2 separate regions of the Homo sapiens genome follow, and region 1 is linked to region 2. The links are chromatin contacts, found by Hi-C or POLR2A ChIA-PET in ENCODE. All regions are on one chromosome and are shown on one strand. The core of a region is the stretch at or near the end of the contact, and the rest is flanking DNA. Distances in the headings are between cores, read along the strand shown. Region 1 overlaps NOL10 (nucleolar protein 10). Region 2 has its middle 43 kb from the start of ODC1-DT.

Region 1 (5,501 bases), core at 1,368-3,867, 160 kb after region 2:
TTCTCTCCCAACTCTCTGTGCCCTTCAAACTGTCACTCCCCCAGTCGCACTATCCCTGCTCGTCACCCTTGCCCCAACCTCAGCTCCACCTGATTTACTCACTTACCTACTTAACCGAGACCCTGGTGTAGGTCATTTCAATACCCTAACTAGGACCCAGCATCCTCAGCTGCAATCTATTCCTGAACTCACCAGAATTTCACTTTACTCCCATGATTATAATAAAATTCTCTCAACTATTACAGATGAAATGCAAATTATAAAGTCCAGGGTTTCTCATCTTTCTTGGGAGAGCAGTGTGCAATTAGAAACAGCATGGGCAGCTGGGCGCAGTGGCTCACGCCTGTAATCCCAGCACTTAGGGAGGCTGAGGCGGGCAGATCACGAGGTCAGGAGTTCGAGACCAGCCTGACCAACATGGTGAAACCCTGTCTCTACTAAAAATACAAATATTAGCCGGGCGTGGTGGCGGGCACCTGTAATCCCAGCTACTCAGGAGGCTGAGGCAGGAGAATCGCTTGAATCCGGGAGGGGGAGGTTGAAGTGAGCTGAGATTGCGCCACTGCACTCCAGCCTGGGGGACAGAGGGAGACTCTGTCTCAAAAAAAAAAAAGAAAAAAAAGAAAAAAGAAAAAACAGCATGGGCACCAGAAACAGGAAGGCTGGGTTCTAAATGAGGCTCTGCCACACACCAGCTGGGTGACCAACCCTGAATGAATTACCCAATTTTTCTGACCCCTTAAGAGGTAAGAAAAAAACAGAAAGAAAGAAAAAAGAAAAAAAAAAGCCATGGACCACTGACTACACAGTTATAAAATATTAAATAAGTTTGTATTACAGCATCCATCATCCAGATTGATAACAGCAGCATGCAATCAATCTTAGTTCTTTCCTTCCTGCCCCAACTTCTGTAATCCTTAGTAGTTGCTAAGCAGTGCCCACTGAATCTCTTCCATACTTCAAAAACCGTGGGGCCTGGCACTGTCGTTCTGTCCATTCCCATCCGGTTTCTCAGCTGGCTCCTCCCCCTCATTCTCCCAAATGAACCAGCTCCTGCTCACTTCTTATCTCACTCCCAGCTTTCCCTATCAGTAATCTCATTCATTCCCACCACTTCTGGGATAATCGCAAAACTTTCTATCTACAGACCTGCTTACCCCAAGACCACATTTTCTACTGGACGCCAGACACGCCCCCCAAGCACAAGTCTGCGGATCGGTTCAGGGCTTGCCGCCTAAGAATCCACCGGGAAGTGTGTTAAAAACACACGTTTCTGGCCAGGCGCGGCGGCTCACATCTGTAATCTCAGCATTTTGGGAAGTGGAGGCAGGCGGATCACTTGAGGTCAGGAGTTTAAGACCAGCCTGGCCAACATGGCGGAACCCCGTTTCTACTAAAAATACAAAAATCAGCCAGGCGTGGTGGTGCGTGCCTGTAGTCCCATCTACTCAGGAGGCTGAGGCATGAGAATCGCTTGAACCCAGGAGAAGAGGTTGCAATGAGCAGAGATTGTGCCACTGCGCTCCAGCCTGGGTGACAGAGCGAGACTCCAACTCAAAAAAAAAAAAAAAACCACACATTTCTAAGCCCTTTCCATAGACACTATGAGTGAGTACACCTAGTATAAGGTCAAGGGAGCTGTACCTTTAAAGCTGTGCAGATGATTTTGATGGGAAGCCAGATAGTGCCAGATACTGCCACTGTCCTGTCACCTCCTAATCCTCACACGTTAGAAAAAGAAGCCATAATCTTTCCAAACTTGCTCTCTCACCTGTGCTCCCCATCTCAGCTCAGAATATCAGTTACTTCCAAGGCACTTTTGTCCAAAACCAATCTACCCTTTGCACAGTGGGTAGACCTGCCTCTGAAAGCACAGTCGGAACAAGTCCTCTCTGACAGCACACGGAGCCCAAGACATTTAGCACATCATGCCCAACCCTCTACCACCCACCACTCTCTGCCTCCCACTTCAGCCTTCCCAGAGCCACCACAGCTCAGGCACAGGACACTCCTCCCCACCCCAACCGAGCCCTCTGTGCCCATCCTTTTTGGTCATCTTGGACTGCTCTCCCATGAGAATCACCTCAGCCCCCCAACTCCACCTAACCAAATCTCACTCGGCACTCCAGCTCAACGCAAAGCAAAATCTTCTCACTGCTCCGCTCTCGGTGGTCACAGGGTAAAAGCTCTCTCTCTCCAGCAAGCTGTCAAAGTACTCTTTGCACAAATGTGATAGGAGTTCTCACGCTCTGCCTTACTTCTCTCTATCAAGATGATCTGGGTACCTCTGCCCTCAGAGTAGAAACTATTCTCATTTTTCTCCCATACTCTGAAATTCTTCACAGATTTGCCTTGAATGCACTGTTAAATTTTGAAACCTAACATGTAAATTGCTGAATAGCATACAACTTAGAATTTACAAAACCTATGGCTTCATGAGCCATCTGTGTATTATCAGGCAATCTAGCTTTCTCCAAATCTCTACCCTCAATTTCCACACACTATTACTAATCACATAAAAGAGCTAAAGAGCACACTAAAATAGCACTTCACCTGCCTCCTACCTGTATGCTGTTACCACGTTCCACTAATAGCTGGGCGGGCTGAGCACTGAGTCATTAAGAGTGCCATTTTCTGAATCATCCACACCACTTCCTGCTCTTAATTCTTCTAAGTAAGTTAAATATCCAAGAATTGTGCTGACAAAGCCAAATTCTATCTTAAGAAATAAAATGGGTTTAAAACCTAAAAAAGTATAGCCTTTTTATTTGTCTCACTGAACGTTCACTACAGAATGCATCTTTTTATTTGTCTCACTGAACGTTCACTACAGAATGCATACCTGAGTTGGGGTAGAGACAAACATCATTAAGGTCATGCTCTGGCTCCAAGGAAGTAAATATTTTTCCCTAAAAATAGCAAGCAAAAACGAAGTATTAAAAGTTAAAGAACAACAACTTTGGCAATGTCAAACTGAAGCTGTAACTCAACCATCTACTCCTATGTAAAGAAATAAAATAGCCTACTTCAAATACAAAATTTAAATTCTTAAAAATCTTAGAGAATTTATCTTATCAATTTATCAAAAAATCCCATTTTATAGATGAAGAAACAGGCCTAAGGAGAAGAAGTGACCTGTCCAAAAAAAAGAAAAATTACAACATTTTAAAGATAATGTCAACATGGCAAGAAAAGATGAAGTTTGAATTATGCATCAACTTTAAAAAAAAATCTCTCATAATCTGTGAAGTGTACCCAGCTTAACTTGTATTGAAAGAAATCGGAAGACAGCTGGGAGCAGTGGCTCACACCTGTAATACCAGCACTTTGGGAGGCTGAGGCGTGGAGATGACTTGAGGTCAGGAGTTTAAGACCAGCCTGACCAACATGGTGAAACTCCGACTCTACTAAAAACACAAAAATTAGCCGGGCATCGTGGCCTGCAACTGTAATCCCAGCTACTAGGGAGGCTGAGGCAAAACTGCTTGAACCCAGGAGGCGGAGGTTATAGTCAGCCAAGATAGCACCACTGCACTCCAGCCTGGGGCGACAGAGTGAGATTCTGCCCAAAAAAAAAAAGAAAGAAAGGAAGAAAAGAAAGGAAGGAAGGAAGAAAGGAAAGAAAAGAAGGGAAAGAAGGGAAGAAAAGAAAAAGGAAAGGAAAGGAAAGGAAAAAAGAAAAGAAAACAAACCAATCAGAGGAGAGAGATGGCCAGCATGGAAAATGAGGACAACACTGCCATGCCTGCACCGCAAGGTTTCGAGGAGGATCAAGTGAGACAATGGATATGAAATACAAAATGAAATCCTACAAATACTTAAGTGTTAGTTACTATGTAGTTAGGGCTAAACCATTTCTATTTTAACTGTTGGGGAAAAGTGTTTTATCTTTTAAAAATTAAGAGAAGGAAAGTAAAAGAAAAAGATGCTAAGAAGGTGGGTGTGGAAAAAGGTGATGAGAAAGATAAACAAGGTAAGCAAGTCAGGCAAAACCAAGTAACGTGGGTGTTAGTCAAGAGGAAGTCTTTAGTCATAAGAAACAAAAAAAATGCCAAAATAAAATTTACTGTAGCAATTACAGTGTGATGATTTCAAGAAGTGATGTTGAAAATTTCTGCCAGCTCTTGCATTTGTAACTCATTATGCAAAGTCTGACACTAGGATGGACTAAGTGCCCACGGCGAAAAAGAGCAGTGTTAGAGCACAGACAAGATGGTTTGTGTCCGATGAAGAACACGGCCAAGTCCTAACCCAAGACTAACAGTGAAATTCACACAGCTACCTGCTGTTCTTCTCAAGTTCCCACTGAAAGAGGAAGGAAAAGAGGGGAAACCAGGAAGCAAAGGGAAAGGAATTATAATGGCACGGAACAACAATGACAAAAAGGTGTCAAAGGTGATAATAATCCACATGATGGAAACTATGCAGAAGTTAAAGGGTCTGGAAAGATACATCCAGATTGCTAACAGTCTTTCCCTTTGGTTGGATGAAAGCCAGGTCAAGGATAAATAACTTCTACTTTACCAGTGTTTTATGAATTTTTAAGAATAAAAACATATGCATTTGTAGTATTAAAAATAAATATTGTTTTAACATCAATTAGTTTGAATTGCCAGAAAAAGAGCAGAGAAAGTTCTGGTCTAAGATCATGAATCTTCCTTAAAAAAGCCCTCAAAATCCTTCAAACTCAAAGCCAACAAAGCAGACAGCATAGACACTTCCTGGGCAATCATCAGGGCAATTCTTCCAAGAATTTAGAAAGACTGAAAGCCTGTCTTTTCTTTATGTTCTTCTCTGTAACATAAACAAAGTCACCAGAACCTATGAATTAGGTGAGGGCCTCAGGGATGTAGAACACAGCTCTGGTCTCCAGGACAGATCCAGAGAAAAAAGGAAAAGAAGCCAAGTAAGACCCATACTTCAGGAATTAACAAAATGAAATTTAAAAAACCAAAGTAACAGCCCAGAAAGCCAGAGACTCAACAGGCAGCTGAACTGTGAGGGGCTGTCTGCAGCGTGTGTGCCTGGGCACAGGCAGCCCCCACGGAATAGACGGGCACTTGCGCTTAGGCACGAACTGCTCAGGCTGGTGGGCCGTCCACCCGACTTCATCACAAATGGGAATTTTTTAAAAGTGATCTGTTTTTAAACTAAAAATGCTAAGTTTCTAATGAATTAAATGCAAAGAACTCTTAAAAACATAGCTATACTGAATGCATTTTTCCCATTTATTTGATCAACTCTTTACTATTCTCTCAAAATACTTAGGTTTTAAAATGAAAAATGAAAAGCAGAAGACAGATTAAAACCAGCAATATAGGATTTTGTTACATTTCAAATGACATTTAGAGCTGAGGAGAAGGACCATCAAAATATTCTTAAGAAATATAGCTTTTAAGGCCAGGTGAGGTGGCTCACGCCTGTAATCCCAGCACTTCAGGAGGTCGAGGCAGGCGGATCATTTGAGGCCAGGAGTTCAAGACCAGACTGGCCAACATGAT
Region 2 (5,296 bases), core at 2,713-5,212:
ACCTGCTTTGGAATTTCTGGAAGGTGAGGGCAATCACTCTGGCAACATGCAGGCAGAGAACCAGCCTCACTTTGCATCAATCAGCAGTGAATGTGACATACCCACTGTGGCATCTAGGTAAGCCATAGGGAGCTGGCTGTCTCAGCCAACAAAGATTCCCTGGATGGCCTCTGTGACAGCCTCTAGCAGGACGGCGTGGGCAGAATTTCAGAGGGTTCACAGCTCTTCCAGGGAGCTTGCATGCATTCAGGGTCTGGATCTATTTCACAACATGTCTGATTTCTTCTATTCTGACTGCTCTTGTTTCTATCCACTGGGAAACTTCTGATTACTTCTGTCTCGTGCGATCCAGAGTCTCAGAAACAGCACCCTGATGTTCCCTCGAGTCTCTCGGGTGACTGAGTCATGGTTCTCACTGTTTGCAACTCCTACCAGAAAGTTCTACACATTGCCTGCAGGCTTTGGAAGACACCACCCAAACAAAACGTTTAATTTAAAACTCAGTCCCCAGGAGACGAGAGTAGTGTTGTTATTACTTATCGCTTCTGAAGCGTTCTGGCTCTGAGCCTCTGGGGATTCATAAGGCCAGCAAAGCCCCCATTCAAACATTTAGGGTGGGCGCTGCATCCTGGGTCAGCACAGTTCGAAGCTGACCGTGGAGTAAAGAGAAGAGTGGGTGAAATCTCCAATAATGCACAGAATGCTGGGTTTCCAAAGAGAGAGGGATATTTATTGATTTATTTATTATTCTTAGTTTTGTTTTTTGAGATGGAGTCTCACTCTGTCGCCCAGACTGGAGTACTGTGGCGCAATGTTGGCTTACTGCAACCTTCACCTCCTGGGTTCAAGCGATTCTCCTGCCTCAGCATCCCGAGTAGCTGGGACTACAGGCATGCACCACCATGCCTGGCTAATTTTTTGTATTTTTAGTAGAGATGGGGTTTTACCATGTTGGCCAGGCTGGTCTTTGAATTCCTGACTTCAGGTGATCCACCTACCTTGGCCTCCTGAAGTGCTGGGATTACAGGCATGAGCCACTGAGCCCGGCTGAGAGAGGGATTTTTATTCCCGGGATCTGTCATAAGATCTGCCGTGTCATGGAGCAGTCAGCCTCAAGTGTACTCACAGGCAAAGTTCAGTGTTATCTAGATCCAGAACAAGGAAGTTGCCTTGTTCCACAAACATTAATAGAAGCCCTGGAATTACGCTCCAGAGGTGCAGAGCTGGCTGAGCCTGGGTCACTGCCTCAAATGAGTTCACAGTGTCCTGAGGGAAACAGACAGGGAAATGCCGCATCGGCATGCTGGGGCCAGGAGCAGTGGGTTACCTGAGGCCTGCATGGTGTCTGAAGGGATGGGGGAGCCCCAGGGGGCAGTCGTCTTCCCCCAACATCAAGGCCAGACTCAGAGCTCAGTGCTCAGGGGTTCTTGGCCCCACCCTGTAAGAGAGACATGGACAACAAGGAGCAAGTTCAGAGGAGCAGCTGGAGGCTGAGGGGCTTGTCCCCATGTCCTGCGTGTTCCCTCAGGGAACTACAGTTGTTTTGCTGGAAGGAAAAGGCTGGGAGTGGCAAGAGTGAAAGGGAGAACATTGCTGAAAGAAATTAAACAAGACTTAAATAAAGAGGAAGACACCCCATGCTTACGGATTGGAAGACTTAATTGTTAATCTGGCAATACTTCCTAAATTGATCTACAAATTCATTGTACTCTCTATCAAAATCAGGATGGCCCTTTTACAGAAATTGACCAAACTGATTCTGAAATTCATATGGAAATTCAAAGGCCTCAAAATAACCAACACAATATTGGTAAAGAAGAGCAAAGTTGGAGGACTCACAGTTCCCAATTTTAAAACCTACTACAAAGTGATTATAATCAAGACAGTCTGGTACTGGCTTAAATATAGGCATATAGATCAATGGAATAGAATTGAGAATCCAGAAATAAACTCATATGTGTATGAACAATTGATTTTCAACAAGACTGCCAAGACAACTTAATGGGGAAAAGAACAGTCTTCAAGAAATGTTGCTGAGGCAACTGAATAGCCACACACAAAAGAATGAAGTTGGACCCCTACCTCACACCATATTTTAAAAATTCAAAAAAAGATAAAAAATTTTTAAATGTTAGAGCTAAAACTATAAAACTCTTAGAAGAAAACTTAGGTATAAATCTATGTGATCTTAGATTAAGTGATAGCTTACATTTAAGATGTAATACTGGCCAGGCATGATGGCTCACACCTGTAATCCCAGCACTTTGGGAGGCCAAGGTGGGTGGATTGCCTGAGGTTAGGTGTTTGAGACCAGCCTGGCCAACATGGTGAAACCTCTCTCTACTAAAAATACAAAAATTAGCTGGGCGTGGTGGTGAACCCTTGTAATCCCAGCTACTGAGGAGGCTGAGGCAGGAGACAGGTGTGAGCCACTGCACTTGGCCAAAAATGCCATTCTTAAAAACACAGGTTCACACAAAAATGTGTACACAAACATCCACAGCAGCATTATTGATAATAGCCAAGATGTAAAAGCAACTCAAATGTCCATCAACTGATTAATGCATTAAAAAATGTGGTCGATCAATCCAATGGAATATTATTTGGCAATGAAAAGGAATGAAGTACTGATACTTGCTACAACATGGATAAACCTTGAAAATATTATGCTGAGCAAAAGAAGCCAGACACAAAAGGCCACATATTTTGTGATTCCATTTGTATGAAATGTCCAGAATAGGCAAATCTATAGACCAGGAGGTAGGTCACTGGTTTCCAGGAGCTGGGGTGGAGGTAGTGGTGAGGAGTTTCTTTTGGGGGCGATGAAAATATCTGGAATCACATCATGGTGATGGTTGCAGCACCTTGTGAATATATTCTAAAGCCATGGACCGGTACCCATTAAAAGCACTTTTATGGTATATAAATTATATCTCAATTGACAAGGACAGTGAGAGGGAGAAGCAGCAGCACTGGCTTTGTGTTGAAACACCTGGAGGACTGGCAGGTAGATGAGGAACCTGCGGCTCTGTAGGCTCCATCAAAACTCTTGGGTATGGAAAATCCTTCCTTAGAATAAGAAGCTGCTGGCTCGGCACGGTGGCTCACACCAGTAATCCCAGCACTTTGGGAGGCCAAGGTGGGTGGATTGCCTGAGGTCAGGAGTTTGATACCAGCCTGGCCAATATAGTGAAACCCCATCTCTACTAAAAATACAAAAAATTATCTGGGCATGATGGCAGGCACCTATAATCCCAGCTACTTAGGAGGCTGAGGCAGGAGAATCGCTTGAACCCAGGAGGTGGAGGTTGCAGTGAGCTGAGATCGTGCCATTGCACTCCAGCCTGGGCAACAAGAGGGAAGCTCTGTCTCAAAAAAAGAAAAAAAAAAAAAGCTGCTATGAGACAGCACTAGCTACTTCCAGTGGCAGTGAGTTCCACATCGCTGGGAGTATTTAACAAAGCAGAGATTGTGCCACTGCCCAGGAGAGCTACTGGAGAGATTGTTCACACACAGGCTTTGGAAGGCAGGATTGACTAGATGACTATGAGTCCTTTCTGACCCTAAAACCCTGTAATTTTACAATGGATTCAGAGACACACTCATGAGCGTATAGTAGGTGCTCAGTCAAGGATTTGCTGACCCAGCTGATCATGAATGATCCTCCTAGGCCTAAGTCTTGTGCCGCCTCCCAGGTGCCAAGCCCTTTAACCACAAGGAAGCAGGTGTCTCATCCCTGGCAACAACTCTGTCCATTAGGAGGCAAGCCTGCCTTTCCCTGGGCTGACATTTCCATACCCAAACATCAACAACCAAATATGAGAACTGGCCCTTGGAGAGCCTGGCCCTGCGTGGGAACCACCAGTCACAGTTCCAGGAGCCTCAGCGCTTCTCGCCCCCGGCCCTGTGCCACCTCTCCCCGGAAGCCTCTGCCTCAGCAGCCCCTACCCTTTGCATGCCTCACTGGCTGGCTATTTACACAACTTGGGCGATGACGCTGGGGCCAGGCTCATGCCGGGGCGGCAGCTTTCTGCATGCCACATCCTGGAGCGAGGGGAACCCCCCGAGAGGATGGTTACTCAACAGCACCTGTAAACCGTCCCACTGATTCACCCATAAGCCATCCAGGGAGGCAGTGAGGCTGAGCCAGCTTTGCTTTTGCAGAATGAGGGACTGTGCTGTGGACTCAAGCTGTCTCTAGAACACACACACGTCACAAATGAGACCCTTAGAGCTGGCTACAATCCAAAGTAGATGAGTCCAGCTTCTAACAGCGTGCAGGCTGCCACGGTGAGAGTCACGGAGACCGACCCTTGGCACAATAAGACTGTGGACTGAGGCCAGTGCCTGTGGACTGAGGCTGGTGCTGTCTAAGAGTCACCCTCCCTTCCGTACATGTGTACCTTACCACCACGCAATGGCCCTCCGTGAGTGGCCGTGCCCCCCGCTCAGCAATGACCTAGCAAGGAAACTGAGGCTCACAGAGGTGACGTGTCTGTTCTAAGTTCGTGAATGCCAACTTAGAATTGGTGGAGCTGGGAACAGAACCCAGGTCTTCGGACCTGATGTTGGCCACATGGGTGGGCCCCACAGTCAGGACAAGAGGGGTGGGGGCTCTGCAGAAGGATGGGGCTGTGGGTGGACAGCCAGGGCCTTTTCCAGACGTGGGCCATGGAAGTCCAGCAGCTGGATCAAAACCCCATGAGCTGAGCCTGCCCCTATGGATCACAGGTCACAGACATGTCTTCGGAAGCCAGTCGGGGAGGCCAGGGCTGGGGCGGGCCAGGACCAATCCACACCAGAGGCACAACAGCAGTTCCCAAGGAAGAGCAGTCGAGGGCAAGGGCCAGCCAGGCTGGGGTAAAACCCCACCAGGGTTGCATCCACTTAGCTGCTGGGGAAGGGGCCCAACTGGCCACAGAGCCTTGCAGGTGGGCCAGGTGAGGGGCAGGCCGCAGGAGGGAGCTGCTTCCCCACCTGGGAGCCCAGCACTGGCGTTCCCTGCTTGTCCCACATCTGCGTCATCAGTCACCGTGGTTAACAAGGCTCCCCGTGCCTGCCACATGCCGGTCACGGAAGGGCAAGAGGGATGGGATTTGCCCACTGTCCTCCAGAGGGGTTTCCTCTGGGTGCAGAGTTAGGCAAAGTCAGCCTCCCCGCTATGGGTGGGGATATTCCCTCCCTGCTTCCTTCCTTCTTTCCCTCCCTCCCTCTCCCTCCCTCCCTCTCCCTCCCTCCCTCTCTCTCTCCCTCCTTCCCTCCCTCCTTCCTTCCCTCCCTCCCTCCCTCCTTCCTT

What was found. Hi-C counts contacts between places; a loop is a spot of excess contacts on that map. ChIA-PET counts read pairs that join two places held with the same protein, here RNA polymerase II (POLR2A). Pooled maps may share reads with other maps.
Region 1: a pooled map shows a loop between it and region 2 (9-fold over the local background). The contact joins two enhancer-like sites. A Hi-C loop is called at or near these places in 4 of 168 maps with a recorded cell type or tissue (Caki2, PC-3, endothelial cell of hepatic sinusoid and 1 more) and 8 of 50 pooled maps. POLR2A ChIA-PET finds 5 or more read pairs at or near these places in 3 of 52 experiments (WTC11, activated CD8-positive, alpha-beta memory T cell and activated naive CD8-positive, alpha-beta T cell).

The regions. Positions count from the first base shown.
Region 1 is chr2:10,651,639-10,657,139 of GRCh38, forward strand. NOL10 (nucleolar protein 10) reads right to left here. Exons shown (of 21, transcript NM_024894.4): 12 at 2,843-2,909. Among named protein-coding and RNA genes, the nearest start is that of NOL10, 36 kb to the right of the region's middle. RefSeq lists an enhancer at 2,318-3,517. Within about 2 kb of position 2,618, at least 3 of the 41 ENCODE cell types and tissues checked have a DNase peak (open chromatin) inside an H3K27ac peak, as active enhancers do; they include PC-3, where a contact is called at or near this core.
Region 2 is chr2:10,489,774-10,495,069 of GRCh38, forward strand. No RefSeq gene overlaps it. Among named protein-coding and RNA genes, the nearest start is that of ODC1-DT, 43 kb to the left of the region's middle. RefSeq lists enhancers at 3,689-3,748, 3,769-3,818, 3,829-3,938, 3,989-4,128. Within about 2 kb of position 3,963, at least 8 of the 41 ENCODE cell types and tissues checked have a DNase peak (open chromatin) inside an H3K27ac peak, as active enhancers do; they include PC-3, where a contact is called at or near this core.